2 separate regions of the Homo sapiens genome follow, and region 2 is linked to region 1. Evidence: chromatin loops called from intact Hi-C (ENCODE). Cell type or tissue: PC-3. All regions are shown on one strand.

The links. Hi-C counts contacts between places; a loop is a spot of excess contacts. Peaks named below come from ENCODE experiments on the same cell type or tissue, not always from the same donor. Only the 100,000 strongest peaks of a DNase experiment are listed, where the experiment ranks them.
Region 2: a loop joins it to region 1, with 4 times the contacts of the local background. A loop is called at or near these places in 3 of 110 quality-filtered maps.

Annotation. Positions count from the first base shown.
Region 1 is chr5:74,322,789-74,330,788 of GRCh38, reverse strand. LINC01333 (long intergenic non-protein coding RNA 1333) reads right to left here. Exons shown (of 5, transcript NR_197443.1): 2 at 6,271-6,358; 3 at 4,852-4,977. It overlaps LINC01331 (long intergenic non-protein coding RNA 1331), which reads left to right. Exons shown (of 4, transcript NR_197436.1): 4 at 2,504-3,345. Among named protein-coding and RNA genes, the nearest start is that of LINC01333, 5.2 kb to the right of the region's middle. In PC-3, no CTCF peak of the experiment used is centred here; DNase peaks (open chromatin) are centred at 2,418 and 3,648; H3K27ac peaks cover 2,010 bases.
Region 2 is chr5:74,537,681-74,545,680 of GRCh38, reverse strand. No RefSeq gene overlaps it. Among named protein-coding and RNA genes, the nearest start is that of LINC01331, 4.9 kb to the right of the region's middle. RefSeq lists an enhancer at 2,434-2,995. In PC-3, no CTCF peak of the experiment used is centred here; DNase peaks (open chromatin) are centred at 1,970, 2,390, 3,000 and 4,030; H3K4me3 peaks cover 1,664 bases; H3K27ac peaks cover 2,447 bases.

The DNA.
Region 1 (8,000 bases):
GTTTTGGAACTCGGACTGGCTCTCCTTGCTCCTCAGCCTGCAGATGGCCTGTTGTGGGACCTTGTGATCATATGGGTTAATACTTAATAAACATATATATATTCCTTTAATTCTGTCCTTCTAGAGAACCCTGACTGATACAGGGTTCAGACCAATCACCTGCGAATGAGGATCTGAACCTGATCTGAACCTAGCAATTTATGCTCGAAGAACCCCTTCCCTTGGGGCTGTTGGTGGGCACCCCTTGGGGTGGCGTGGGGCAGGTGGCTTGGAGTGGGCAGGCACTCCACAGTTTTCTTGTTCAGTGCACATGTGAGGATGCTTGGAGTTCTGTGACACTCAGTTTACCTTCCACTACTAGGTCAGTAGGAGCAGTGGCTTGCAAAAGGCACTTTCTGTAAAAACAAACACATTAAACAAATACCCTAAGTACAATCATGATGATAATGATGGCAAACAAGATGAAGGAGGAGAAGAGGGAGAAGAAAAAGAAGAAAAATGTAGGGATTTTGAAATGTGTTCCTTTTAAGACACTGTGAAAGAAAATACACACTGTAGAGCAGGTGTGTCCAATCTTTTGGCTACCCTGGGCCACACTGGAAGAACAATTGTCTTGGGCCACACATAAAATGCACTAACACTAACGATAGTTGATGAGCTAAAAAAAAAAAAAAAAAAAAAAAAATCTCATAATGTTTTAAGGAAGTGTATGGGCCAAATTCAAAGCTGTCCTGGGCTGCATGCGGCCCACCGGCCACGGGTTGGACAAGCTTGGTGTAAAGTGTCAGGAATATTATGCTCAGCTGAAGCCGAACTTTATTTTGGATTCTGGTTATTTTATCTAAAGCAGCTTCGAAGTGGCTTCCTCGACATAATTAAGAATCTCAGAATTTTGGAACAGAAAGAAACCTCAAAGAAATCTACTCTTTGGTTAGACCATTTTGCATGATCTAGTCCCTACATCTTAGAGAAGTGGAAATGAGGCTCTGTGAGGCTGAGTGGCTCGGCAAGCTTGGGAGGCCTCTGTTCTGTGATTTCAGAACACAGCGGTGATTTCAGAGATTCTCTGCCACAGAACTGCTAACTCTGGTTGGCTGGTTTCCACTTGAGCACTTGTGTAGATGGAAACCTTATTGGCTTAAATAGTTACCTCTTTCTTGGGGGCAGCTGGCCTGGAACTCCTGCCAATCTTTCCCTTATAAAACAGAAATCTACTTTTTCTATAAAGGTGTGGTGTATTTTCTAAGCTTTATTCAGACCCTGGGTGTTCCCAAGCCGTCTTTCACTGTCACATTCTCACGTCCAATTTATTCAGCCTCAGAGCTGTTACCGAATGGCTAGAACCAGAAGCCACACTAGTTTCCAGGTGTTTGTGAAGGATCTGGCCACTAACAACACAAAACAAAAATAATACCACAATGTCACTGCCGTTTTAATCAATCTCCCAACTTTATCACACAACAATGGCTATCCTGGGTGAAGCTTTTTATGAGTTTTGTGTTCTGCCAACAAACAACCAAAAAATAAAATTGGCACTGGATTAAAAAAATTCATGTTATAGTGGTAGCTGAGGTGTTCTCGTGGTTCTAAAATGATAAACAAAATAGCCAAAATATGTATAAGATATCTGCCATGTTTAACTGTGTGGCTCTGGGCAAGTTACTGTCTCCACCCTTTACAATTCCTATCTGAACACTGGGATATTTGTGTTCTTAGCACTGTCATTGGCTTACAGGAAATGCTTAATAAACTACCTATTAATATTGAATACCTTTTTATTTAGTCTTCATAAGAACTGCATAAAGCTCAGAAAAAATCAAGTAATTTGCTCAAGTTCTAAAAAGCAGAAAGTGGTAGAGTTAGCATAATTAGAACTAATTATCTGAATTCAATTTGGTGGTCTTTTTGCTTCACCAGAGCTAACCACAACTGCCATGTTTTAGGGCTAGGCAATGGGAACCCCAGTGTGTATCCTGGATCTGACTCTCAGCTCCCAGGATTTAGAAACCCCAGTGCAACCCCTGTCTCAGTGCCTCTCTCCTTGGAGGCATCTTGTGGGCCATGCCAACACCCACTGCCCCTCTGCTCTGACAGGTGGCAGGATCCTGGGCTCTGGAGGTGTTGAAGGAGAGGTGTAATTTTCCTCCTCCCCTGCCTATGGGTTGGACTGTTTGACACTCCCTGAGGGGCCTCAAGAACTTCTTGCCATAGACTCTAGGCTCCTTATCTTGGTAAATCAACATAATGCTCACCAAGTTGGCTTTCCTCAAGTTAAGGTGGCTGATGTGTATGGAAATACTCAGTAAGATTTATTGAGGGCCTCACAGAAAACTTGGCAGGTTTTCTTTCTTAAGTGATGACAAAGGTGGCCCTTGCCAGTGAAAGGCCACACTGTTGGCCACCCCTTCTGAAATAGTCTTGTTGACTAAAGTTCTGTGCAGGATTTTATTGGCACCTATAAATAGACAAATTGGCAGCTCCTTGTTTTCTTTTTTATTGACAGATGTGGTGGTGAGACTTGCTCTTGGATGCTGTCAGGAAGTATCATCTGACTGCGTTTGCTACCCTGGGGGAGACAAACAAAACTTGAGTGAAGGAAAATGAGAACTCACCTGAAACCAAGAAGAGTCTTTGGAAAAGGATTTTTGTGTAGGTCATCTGGAAAGTGTTTACTCTTAGCAGTTATGCATAACTATAGTCTTAAGAACAAAGTGAGGTGGGGGTGCGGGTAAGGGTGGGAATGGGGTAGGGGTAAACGAGTGGGTGGAGACGTGTCTGTGTGTCCAAAAAACTGCCCCAAAGCAAACATGGCCACGTGCACACATCTAAACCAATGTGTCTCTTAAGACTTTAGCCTCCAGTATACTATGTAGTCGCTGCATTCGTTGACTTTCTTGTCTTACTCAGCAAAAGATGTAGACGATTTCCACTATCTTTCCATAGACCCTCGCTAAATGACCAGATGGGAAAAGTCTATTGCCTGACCAAATTGCCAGTCAGCCCATGAGCAGTCCAGACAGTGCAGGATTTATAGAAAAGGAATTTTTATGATTTCTTCCTGCCCAACCCCCACTAAGAAGCAAAGGCCCTACTCTTGACCTTGGCATCCCCTTGTTGCTTTCTTCTCGTCCATGACACCTAGGCTTGATATTCTTTACCTTGGGTATTCTTGTGAATATTTGCTGAATTTTCATTTACACCAAATACAATTCAGAAGACAGAGGCTTTCCAAGGTATGAGTGTGTAAGTATGTTAAAGAAAAGCTCTCAGCTTGTCTCATGGTTTAAAGTCCTCCTAAGATATCTGAGCTGAATCTAAGGAATAAAGTAGATTGGTTCCTCCCTGTCTGATGAGTTTTATCAAAATGTGATAAAATGTGGTAAAGAAAAATGGTGGGCCAACTTCGTTATAGTTCTACTGAGGGACACTGTACAGGTAAACCAGGCCATAACTCATTTGTCCTGTGACAGTTTTTATTATTCTGTTTTTATGCAGTTTTGAAGAGTGAGGGGAATTGCCCTAGACAACAGATGTGAGAGACTTTTTTCTTTCTTTCTGTCCTGTGGACAGGCCTCAGGCTCCAGCCCAGTGACTCATTGTTGTGGTATTATATACCTCAAGATGAAGTGTGTGCGGTGGAAAGTGTGGGCAGGATTTATCAGTGCGACTTCTTCCTTTGAAGTATCAAGGCAGGCTACTTTGCTGATGGTTTCTGGAACCTGGCCAAGCCCCAATATACTGTGAAAATAGCTGTCTTAGGTTTTCCTGGCACATGAGAACATTTGCACTTGATTCTCAGACCTCCATTGCTTTCTGATGTTTTTGAGGCCAGTGTTCTTGGGATTTAGGGCTCAGGGCCAGATTGTAACCCTGCCTGTTTGTACTCCTTCAAATGCCCCATCCCAACATGGTTTTGATGGCTCCAGATACAGACTGTAACACCAACTTGAGTTCCAAAGTGCAGGCTGGCTTTAGGTTGCTTTTAAGCATTCATGCATAAATTTCTCTATAGCCCACATTTCCTGCTACCCTGCCCCCACTAACAAAATGCTGACTCTTAAGGCGTTTTACTGTGACAATGCTTTCTACGGCAAAGCATCTTCACATTTTCAGCTTGAAAGCAAGGCAATGTGTACGCGGAGAAAAACATAGGAATACCATGATAACTCTATCAGTAAATTGAAAAAATAGGGCTGGGCATGATGGTTTTACACCTGTAATCCCAGCACTTTGGAGGCCAAGGCCAGTGGATTACTTGAGGCCAGGAGCTTGAGACCAGCCTGGCCAACACGGTGAAACCCCGTCTCTACTAAAAATACAAAAATTAGCTGAGTGTGGTGGCACGCGCCTGTTATCCCAGCTACTTGGGAAGCTGAGGCAGGAGAATCTCTTGAACCTGGGAGGTGAAGGTTGCAGTGAGCCAAGATCATGCCACTGCACTCCAGCCTGGGTGAAAGAGTGAGATTCTGTCTCAAAATTTAAAAAAAGAAAGAAAGAAAGAAAAAGAAAGAAAAAGAAAGAAAGAAAAGTTCTCCTTTTCTAGTTAAAAAAAAAATCTATCATCTATTTGCCTGTACCTTCCTCCTCCCACCTTTATTCATTGTCATACTGTTATTAATTTTGGGAACAAACGACATAAGAGCCTAATTATGTTAGACTCCCAGACACCCTTCCAGAGGTGAATGATCAGCCACATTTCTCATCACCCAGCTATGTGTAATAAATAGTTTCCTTGTAAATGCGTATTTCCCAATAGATGCCCCATTTCAGGTTTCCCTCTAGCCTGGGAACCAGACTCTGTCATTCCTGATTAAAATATTGCCAGCCTGTGCTGGGGAACCCATAACTAACCTTGCTGAGCATCTTTTGCACTTTCTCCTTTTGAGTGGGCAGACCCTTTAATAAGGCAACTTGATGTGACTGGACTTGAATCTGGGGAAAGTCTTAGAAAGCTGGCAGATCCATGTCAATGTCCTCCTAGTTGAAAAGACAATTGATATGTTTGCAGGTTGGGTTCTGTTATGGGCTGAATTGTTCCCCCCAACCCTCTCAAATTCATGTGGTGAAGTCCTAACCCCCAGGACCTCAACGGGCCCTTGTTTGGAGATAAGGTATTACAGAAGCAATCAAGTTAAAATGAGGTCATTAGGGTGGGCCCTAATCCAATATGACTGATGTCCTTACCAAAAGGGGAAATTTGGGCTGGGCACGGTGGTTCATGCCTGTAATCCCAGCACTTTGGAAGGGCGAGGGGGCAGATCACGAGGTCAAGAGATCGAGACCATCCTGGCCAACATGGTGAAACGCCATCTCTACTAAAAATACAAAAATTAGCTGGGTGTGGTGGCGCATGCCTGTAGTCCCAGCTACTCGGGAGACTGAGGCAGGAGAACAGCTTGAACCCAAAAGGTGGAGGTTGCAGTGAGCTGAGATTGTACCACTGCACTCCAGCCTGTGTGACAGAGCAAGACTCTGTCTCAAAAAAAAAAAAAAAAAAAAAAAAAAAGTTGGGGGGGAAATTTGGAGACAGATCTATACACATGGAGACTGCCATGTGAACATAAAGACAGTTCTCTACAAGCCAAGGGGAGAGGCCTGGAGCAAGTCCTTCCTTCACGGCCCTCAGAAGGAACCAATGCTGCGGACGCCTTGATCATGGATTTCCAGCCTGCAGAACTGTAAGCCAATAAGTCGGTGTTGTTTAGGCCACCTCATCAGTGGCACTTTGTTGCGGCAGCTCCAGCACATATATATGTCTCTTTGGCAGCAGGTTCTGAGGCAGAGATGAGTATGTAGGGCTTATTAGGGAGTGCTCTTGGGATAAACTCCCATGGAAGAAAAGGGAAGGGGGCAGATTGGGACAAGGGATAATTTGAGCTGTGATGTAGTCCCAGCAAAGGTCTCAGCTGACTTCATGGGAAGCTCTGGAGCTGGTATGGCGCTTCGTTGTTGGAATATGAGCTTGGGCCTTTATAACTCCCTGCTGATCAGTCACTGGGTGGGGGCTGCCTCTGCCTAGTTTTCATAAGCCTAGACAAATCCCGAAGAGGATTGACAGTTGGGGATTGTATTTTGGGAGCAATTCCAGCTTCTGCGGGATAAATCCTTCAATCCTCATGGGGGATCTCAGTGGCACATCACAGCACCACCATGAATACATGTCACCAGGGGTTGGCTGACTTAGGAAATTTGATAAGCCACCCTTAATTTTCAAAATGGGGTTGAACTTTGTAAGGTGTGGTACTGTTCAGTTCTCTTTTTCTTTCTTACTTTCTAGGTGAAGCAGGTTGTGGCTCCCCCAACACTTCGATCCTGTCCTGGGTGAGAGGTGGGGCATGGGAGGTGTATCAATCATTATCTAGACAGAAAAACAGAAACTACTCTGGATGTTTCAAACAGAAGGAATTAATGGAGAAAGAATGTTACCAAGGTGTTAGATGGGCTGGGGAAGCACACAGAGAGGGAAATGTGCCCCAGAGATCAGGAAGCTGGGGTTTTTCAACCTGGGTTGAAACCTGCAAGCCCACACTGTCTGCTGAGTTTCTAAAGATGCTGCTGCTGTTACCATTGCCACAGTCGGATCTATGCTGTTCTGACTAGGAACCCCGGACACTACATTTTGATGCTGGTGAAACCAGGACTGACACCGCTAAAGCTCAGTGTCACCGATGGAGCTGCCAGAGCCCATAGTTGCTGACCTCGGTACTACTGCTATTGGTGGCTCTACCAGTAGCAGACAAAAAAGCCTTCTTCCTCCTATATTCTAGCCTTCCTCTAGCAAGTGGACTGCAGTACAGAGGAAGGCATGGAAGAATGCATGGATCTGGGACCAGCAGACAATAGTCCACTCTCTTTCAGACTAGCTCTTTGCTCTGTCTCTTCTCAGTGTACTGTCCTGAGAGGGAGGTCACATAGCAATGGCCAGGAAGCCCCTCCCCAAGACTGAGGAGAAACCAGGTCTACTAGCTCTCATCCAATATTCTCTGAACCACATCATGGCATAGCTAAAGCCCTGCCTCCCTTTTTCCTTTCCTTCTGGTTTCTGAGAGGAATACTGGGTCACCACTAAAATGTGGACCACAAAAGGGCCAATAAGATCAACTATGCTACCCAGCCACTTCAGTCAATACCTGTCAAACTGATGTTTCAACTGAATTTCTGGTTGGTTGATTGAATTGGTCAAATAAATGTTCTCTGGACACATGTATTTCTCTGGGACATTGACAAAGTAGCAGCATCTACTTATCATGGATAAAACTTCTTTTATTTATTATCTATTGGCTTTTTACAAATAAAACTTCTTGCATTTATTATCTATTAACTTTTCAGGTGATTTTACATTTTTCCCCATTCTTTCAGCAACCATGGACATATCATAAATCATCCTTCTTTCATCCATTTGTTCTTTCAGAAATTTACTGGGGAATCAGCTATAAACAAGGGTTTGTATTTTGTATAGTGGAAGGAATACAAAGAAGTAAAAGAAATAACCCTACCAAGAAGGAGTTGATAGCTACTAAGAAGGAGTACACTTTTACAAACAAAGTAACTGACCTGCAGAAAGAGAACCTGCAGAAAGTGCTAGAATCAGCCAAGAAAGTGCTAGAATCAGCCAAGACTTCTAATTGGCAAGCCGAAGCCCTCCCCATAAACAACCCCCTACTGGTTGAATACTGAGGTGACACACTCAGTTGCATCAGCTCTAAGATTCAGGTCAATGTCTCTTATTATTTTGAATGGCATCTGATTATAGATTAATACGTGTTTTGTCTAAGGTTACCTTGAAGTGTCTTCGTTTGTCCTCATGGAAGTGACTGAGCATGCTTGATTTTTTTCCATGTTGCTTAGCTTTCAGATACAAATTAAGCAATATATTGTATTCCTTCTGTCTAACCATGTGGTTGGTATAATTTCTCCACAGACAGCTGAATTCAACAGCCTGTGTGTAGTGATTCAACATAAGTAAGGACAAAACGGTAGGTGGTAAAGGTTGTCAGAAG
Region 2 (8,000 bases), 210 kb before region 1:
TCTTCTGACCTTGTGTTCTGCCCGCCTCGGCCTCCCATAGTGCTGGCATTACAGGCATGAGCCACCGTGCCCGGCTTGGCGTCTGAAATATTTTTATTCACCTTTTTTATGTGCACATTTCTTGCTTTGCAACCTAGAGAGCAAGCAACTCAGGGTTAGGGATCGTGTCCAATATGTTTTGCATCTCTCACAGTGCTAGGGAAAAGCCCTATGTACAGCAGGCCTTCATTAGATTGGAATGAATGGATATATTTGATCAGCGGGAAAACTAAGGACTAAAGATGACTGAAGATGTCAAAACTAAGCCTTTTCTAATTAGCTCCAATAATTTTTTTGAAGTCAGACTTCATTGACTCTAGCAGTTTTTCAGCCCATGTTGCGAGACTTAGTATTGGGGAAGAGAGAATCCTAAAGAGCTTTGGAGTCCAAAATTCACTGCAGAGGGACTTCTGTTACAATTTTGACCCTCTACAAAACCTCAGACTACCAAACAATGGCCTTTTCTGTTCATAATTGTGCTAGGTCTATGCTTTCTGACTTGTCTTCTTGCCTGCGATAGCACCCCAGGTTCTGTTCCCTGTGGGGCTCCTCTAACACCCCTCCCCTCACTGATCTCCAGTCTCCATTGCCTGAGGAACTCTCTTTCTTTATCAAAAGCATGTCATCAGGAACCTATTTAACACCCTGCTGTGGGTTAGGGAGCTAGATATGCTCCTGGCCTCAAGATTTCTGACAACACTTTAGAATCTTTCTGCAGAAATTGTCATGGCTCACTCATTTCCATCACCATCTTCAGAGGGTTGGGGAGGTGACAGTGAGGACATCGTTCAGGCTCTGCAGCATGTGCCTGGATATGGGTGTTAACCTAAAGCAATGCACATCTCCCGGGCTGTCTGTGTTTCAGTGAAGTGGCTGAGAGAAAATGCTTGGGAGTCAGACAGCGCGGGCTCTGAGTCCTGACTAGTACTTTCTAGCTATATTTCTAAACCTCGGTTTCCTCATTTGGATCATAGGCTTTTAAAGATCTACTTTGCAATGAACAAACAGTTATCAATGAACAAATGTATGTAGGGTCACAGTGGCTGACACAGTCAGCATTCAATAAATGGTAACTTCTGCTATTATTATTATTATTATTATTATTATTTGAGACAGAGTCTTGCTCTGTCACCCACACTGGAGCACAGTTGTGCGATCTCAGCTCACTGCAACCTTCACCTTCCGAGTAGCTGGGACTACAGGCATGTGCCATCACACCCAGGTAATTTTTTGTATTTTTAGTAGAGACAGGGTTTCACCATGTTGGCCAGGCTGGTCTTGAACTCTTGGCCTCAAGTGATCCACCTGCCTCGGCCTCCCAAAGTGCTGGGATTACAGGCATGAGCCACCACACCCGGCCTCCTGCTATTAATAAAATTGGACATACCACGTAGAACACCAACAAGGGACTGAAAACAGACACAGATACAGCAAGAAAGTGCTGATAAAATCTTTTAGATATGAGAGAGGACAAAACAGAAAAAGGAAGAGTTTTTGCAAATGTAGGTGGTGAATGCACACGTGGAAACCTGAAGGCTATGTTATCAGCCTGATTCAATTCATGGGGACCTGATAAGGGAAAGGTAATATTTCCTGGAACTCACTCCATCAAGAACACAAAGATTTTATGACTTCTCTTCTTTCAGACACGCACAAAGCCAACAACACAATAGATTTTCTTTCCCAAATCCCTTCTTTAGAAAGCTTTGCGGCTAAGGACAGTATCTCTATGTAAAAATCCACTCCAGGGGGTCACTGACTGCCTCTGGGGTCAGGAAATGGCTCTCTGAAGAGCTTGCTGGGCTTTGTGGTTGGATGCCAGGGCTGAGGATTGCATTAAGTTCTTCGAATAAGCCTGTAGTTTGGCAAAAAGGCTTTCCTCCTGGGCAGCTGAATAATTTTTAGATGATCTAGCTGGCACATCGTGGAAACACGCTAATGAGTCAGGAGTGATCTGACTCCTCCCCTCACCCCACACCCCCGTTGCTCAAGGGTAGAGAATTTCCAGGGAAGCCAGTGAAAGATTTATGAGACTAATCCCGGAAATATTTCTTCCCCATCTATTCTTCTCAGCAGGGGTGCCAGCAGCCCTGGGTCTGGAGTGTGAGGGGTAGAGAGGGCAAATTAGAAGGGGACAAAAACGCTGACTTCTGCCTTCAAGTGCTAGAGAAATCGGCGACTATAGAAACCACCTAATTAGGGTTCCACTGTCAATAAAATATTCAGGTCTTTTTTTGGAATGTGCCTGCCTGCAGGCCCCACAGAGCTTCATGGATGAATTTGAGGAGGCTTGGAGCATTGTGGCTTGTGGAGCATGGAGTGGGGGAAAGCTTGTTTCAACTCTGGGCTGGGAGGAGTCTGACAAGTGAGCTCTTCTGACTCACTTTTACAGGGATGAGGGGGAGGAGGCTGCAGGGATTTAGCGGCGTAGGGCAGTGTCTCCCGTCACCCGTGAACTTCCCTCTCCACACCCTGCATGTGCTGCATCTTCTTTGGGTGGGCTGACCTCTCCATGACGTCCTGGTTTGGAGGGCTGTCCTGTCTTTCTTATAACTCCAGGCTCCTTTTATAGAAAAGCGAGGGGATGGGAGTTGGGTCACTGGAGAATATCTATAACAGGGTGCCACTCTTGGGTTAAAGAAAAGCTCCTGTGTGCCTTCAAAATATGATTTTAAAAAATATATAAAAAGGTAAAATAGAGTAAGAAAATTCAATCCTTCTGGCTCAGTTTCAGTCACGCATGGGCAAAGGGAACAGAACTATCAGGCATGATTATTTGCCACGACTTTCCCATTTTTTGTTCAGAAAAATATTTTAGTTGTAAAGGTTGGGAAAACTAGGCTATTTGAGTTTTGCCTCTTATGTCTTCCCCCACCCTGTTTTCTGTAAAGACACTGCTAGAAATGGCCAAAAAGGATGTCAACACTGGAAGAGGCTTCAGGCGCCAGCAGAGCCTGCTGGTGAGTAATGAAGAGAGGCATAAACCACAGGAAAGGCCCTTCTCTTGATTAACACGGATTCCATTCAGCATCACCTTTCCTCCTTGTTTCAGGTAGCCTCAGTCCTAAGATGGAGAGACCTTCTAGTCTCTGAGGAGAATGGTCCTGGGCTAACCTTTGGTTTGGACTTCCCTCAGACCCTCAATGGCTGCTGCCACCTGGGCACAAGGATGGCCTTCCTACCTGGGTCCTCTACCCAAAGCTTTCCAAACACAGATGTACTGTTTAATAGGGAAAAGGGACCTTTTTTTTTTGAGACAGGGTCTTGCTTTGTCACCCAGGCTGAAGTGCCCCAGTACAATCACGACTTACTGCAGCCTCAACCTCCCATCTCAAGCAATCCTCCCATCTCAGCCTCCTGAGTAGCTAGGACCACAGGTGTGCACCACCATGCTTGGCTAATTTTTAAATTTTTTGTGGAGATGAGGTCTCCCTATGTTGCCCAGGCTCGTCTTGAATTCCTGGACTCAAATGATTCTCCCACCGCAGCCTCCCAAAGTGTTACGATTGCAGGCATGAGCCACTTCCCATCTGGGGACTTTTAATAATATAATTTTGTGTAACTACTGACAGTCTTGGTAGCAGAAAGGGCATCCATGCCATTTCCCTTCCAGAAATTTCCAAATGGTCTCTGAAGATCTCAGAAGTAAGACTCTCATTTTTGCTAACAAAAGGAGGTTACCTAGCTAACTCCACCACTGCATTAATGTGTACATTTTGAGTACATCATTTTTTTTGGTACATCTTTTTTGAGTACAACTTAGTACACTAAGTTATAAATGGACTGGACTTGAAAATATTTAAATTTTAACCAAGCATCTAAGAAAACTCCAATTTGACTACAGGCTTCAGGTCCTTACCATATATGTCCCAGATTTCTGGGACAGTCCCAATTCCAAATATTCAGTATTGTGGTCAGACAAGTATTTTGGTTCAGGAAGTATGAAGTCTGCCTCAGGGAAAGAGGTAGGTGGCTGTCATAGCCCTAGTTTGCATTTTATAGTTTGCTTATATGGAGAGCAGATCTTGGGCAGCCTTCCAAAACACCAGCATCTGAATTATCTGTTTAAAATTACGAAAAACACCAAGTCATCCAATGTCAGGACTATTTTCAGTTTCCTGTCACTATATTCAACCTGAGCCCAATAGATTGTGTAATCTATTTAATAAACAATTTCTCCCTACCTGGCTAGCCCCAGAGATGAACAATTGTCACTAATCCAGGAAAGATTCCATTCAACATGTATTCACTCATAGCCCTGGGTTCCGTATGAGGTGAGGTATGTTACAGCAAAATTCTTCTCCTTTCAAAACCAGAAATAATAATAATTAATAAGCTTCTGATAATGGTTCATCCCACATTGTCAATTTATCTTTTGGAAGAAGATCAAAATGAATTAACCATAGAGAAGTGAAGCCAAACGGCACAGTTTCAAGATTTGACTGTGAGAACAAAACTTTTAATTAGGAGTTTTGAATTCTTCTCATGAGATCTGCAGGATTCCAGACCTTATCAACACTTGGGAAAATCCAGTGGATTTTTTTTTTTTTAAATAACCCCATGTTCTTTGCTAACAGGAAACAGAAAAAGACTTTTTTTTTTTTAATTTGGAATTGGTTCTGTTGTAAATTAGGATGACACTACTAAACAGTTTCAGATATAAATTACTTTCAATGATTTTTTTTTCCCTTTCATCCAGAACTGGAGCTTGTATTTCCTGTTGATAAAAGAAAAAAAAAAAAGGCACTGTATTTACCAACCTCCCTGATCCAGCCAATCCCTCTGGCCTCTGTCTTTCAAATGAATGTGGAATTTGCTTGAATCTGAGGAAGTTTAGAAGCGGAGCTCCAGACCACCCACTTTCAGGATCTATAAGATGGTGCTGGAGTTAGGCTGAGCTGAGGCACTAATGCAAGCTCATGGGTTAGACCAGAGGTTCTCTTGACTCCATCAGAAAAAGTAGTTTGCAAATATCTTCTTGCTAGTGTCCTCCAGTGGAGGGGCTGACTCCAGGGCCCCTGGCTGCTGACACAGGTTGAATCAATCTACTTGCATGTGTGGAGGAGCCTCTTTTTATACACAAAATGTATTTAGGTGTCTTCATTTTTTATAAAGTGGGATAAGAATGCCGAACATCCTTCCATCCATTACCTATTATGTCTTTCTACTAGGAAAACTGCCTTGAAGTCAGGGTTGCTTCGCATTTTCTGGTGAAGCACTAGTGCTGATTTTACCAAGTCCTAGAATCATAGAATATTCAGCCTGGATCCTTGTGAGTTCTTTTATTTGACGGGTGTGGCGACCATGGTCTAGAGCGCTATGAGGACTTTCCTAAAGTAATAGTGCTACTACTTATTTATTTGCTAATTTATTCATGCAACAATTTTTTCACATCTGCTATCTTCTGTCCTTAAAGAGCTTACAGTGTGTTCTGGAAGATTGCCGATAAGAAAATAAACATTACAGCCAGGCACTGTGGCTCATGCCTGTAATCCCAGTACTTTGGAAGGCCAAGGTGGGAGGATTACCTGAGGTCAGGACTTCAAGACCAGCCTGGCCAACACGGTGAAACCCTGTCTCTGCTAAAAATATAAAAATTAGCTGGGCGTTGTGGCGGGCACCTGTAATTCCAGCTACTCAGCTACTCAGGAGAATCGCTTGAACCTGGGAGGCAGAGGTTGCAGTGAGCCGAGACCGTGGCATTGCACTCCAACCTGGGCAATAGAGCAAGACTCTATCTCAAAAAAAAAAAAAAAAAAGAAAAAAAAGAAAGAAACATTACAAATGGTGATATATTTCATGAATGAAACAGATAGGCTGCTCTTGTAGAGAAAGAACAGGTGAGTGGTGGGAAGGGCCTCTTGGGTAGGGTTGCCAGGTTACGTCTTTGGGAGATGCGGTTTTAGGCAGTGGGAAGAGGAAATTGGGGGTGTGCTGAGAGTACGTTGCTGATAGAAGGAGGCAGGGGAGTTATGGTAAAGAAATGAAGACAACCTCAGGCCTTGATTCTCTGGCAGAAATCCTTTTCAGATTTCAAATGAATATCACTAGATCTTGAATGACCAGTAAGGTTTATTATTAGATATCATTCTAAACTGCTCTTTTTTTCTTTCATCTATCACAGTGGAAATAATATAAAGGCTACACCAAGTGAGGTTTTAGATAAAAAACTTATTCCATTACATTCTGATATAGAGAAGAGATGACGTTTACACCACCAGGCTTGCTGGGTTCTAATAGAGATAAATAAGCTCTGAGTACAAGATATGCACAAGGATAACTCAACACAGCCCAACTCCTGATTGCCCCTCCTCAGCTAGAAATGGACTTGCCTTTGGCTGGGTGTGGTGGCTCACACCAGTAATTCCAGCACTTTGGGAGACCTAGGCGGGCAGATTGCTTGAGGTCAGGAGTTCAAGACCAGCCTAGCCAACGTGGGAAAACCCTGTCTCTACTAAAAATACAAAAATTAGCAGGGTATGGTGGCATGCACCTGTAATCCCAGCTACTCGGGAGGCTAAGCCATGAGAATTGCTTGAACCCAGGAGGCAGAGGCTGCAGTGAGCTGAGAACGCACCACTGCACTCCAGCATGGGTGACAGAGTGAGACTCTGTCTCAAAAAAAAAAAAAAAAAAAGAAATGGACTTGCCTTCCATGTGGCTCTAGGTCTCCCCAATGGCACTTAGAACAATCTAGTTTTTCTGCATCCATCTGTCCTCTATGGTGTCTTGTAAGTTCCTTGAGGGCAGGGATGAGTTGAACTCATTCACCAGCAAACCCATCACCCAGCATATTGCCATGCTCATGAAGACTGCTCAATGAATGGTTGAATGGTTGATATAGAAATACTTAATCTTTAGGAAGATGTGATGCTGGAAAAACAGGGCCATTTTTCCCTTTTATGGCTTTTGCACAGTGCTTGTTATAGGGAACCCACAATTATTACTGTTCTTACCAATAACTGAAAAAAGGCTGTTAGAGGATCCTTGCTTAGTTCCTTTGATGAGGCCATTGGCTCAGTGACAAGAATATTACTGAGGATGGAGAACCAAACATTGAGCTGTTTAGCAGAACTTGCAGCAGAGCTATCATTGCATCATTCTGCTGAGATGTGAAGTAATGTCTGAGCCTTCGGTTCCCACTGTAGGGCAGCTCAGCCTGTGCTCCCAGTTCGGACAGTGACATAAACCCTGCATCCTGTCTCCTGACCCTTGCTCTAGAGGCTCCAGGTCAGTCCCACAAGAGGCAACTTGGCAGCCAGGCCCATTAGGAAGTACATGCAGCCCCAGGAGGTTCTCACAAGTATAGATCAACACTGTGTTTGCCATGGAAAGTTTGGAGGAAAGACTGTACGCCACTCAGTGAAATCCTTTCCTCTAATTCTCTGCTCCTGTCCTGCTTGCAAGCAAAGGAGAACAGCACAAGGAAATTGGGAACTGCATTGTTCTGAGGCCATCTACCCAAATGAAAAACAATGTAAATATTTCACACAAATCCCAGGTCAAATTCCTGTATATACCAAAGCAGAGAAATTTCTCTGAAATGATGGTCGTGGAGAGTAGTACCAATGATGAGAGAAGTTAGGAGTAGAACCCAGAGCCAGTCTGTCCCTGCGTGATGGGTACCGGGGGAGATCCCTCCTACTGTACCACCGTTCTGCAGTCACACTACTTCCTCATTAGAAAAACGCTTTCTCAGTGGCAGGGGAAGGGTTTAAACGCTCCAGAATCTGAGCTGACAATGGGATGTTGTTGCAGGTCAGAAGTGAGAGATAAAAACAAAGATAATAAAAAGGATCAATGCCCCTAATTTGTTGATTGGCTCTCTGCCCCAGCTAAACACTCAGCCAACACCCAGGGAAACTGGGCCACAGTTAACTGGGCATTTGGGCCAGAGGCACTAAGAGGTGTTTATTATTTAGTAGTGGATTCCTGGCTGGGCACGGTGGCTCACGCCTGTA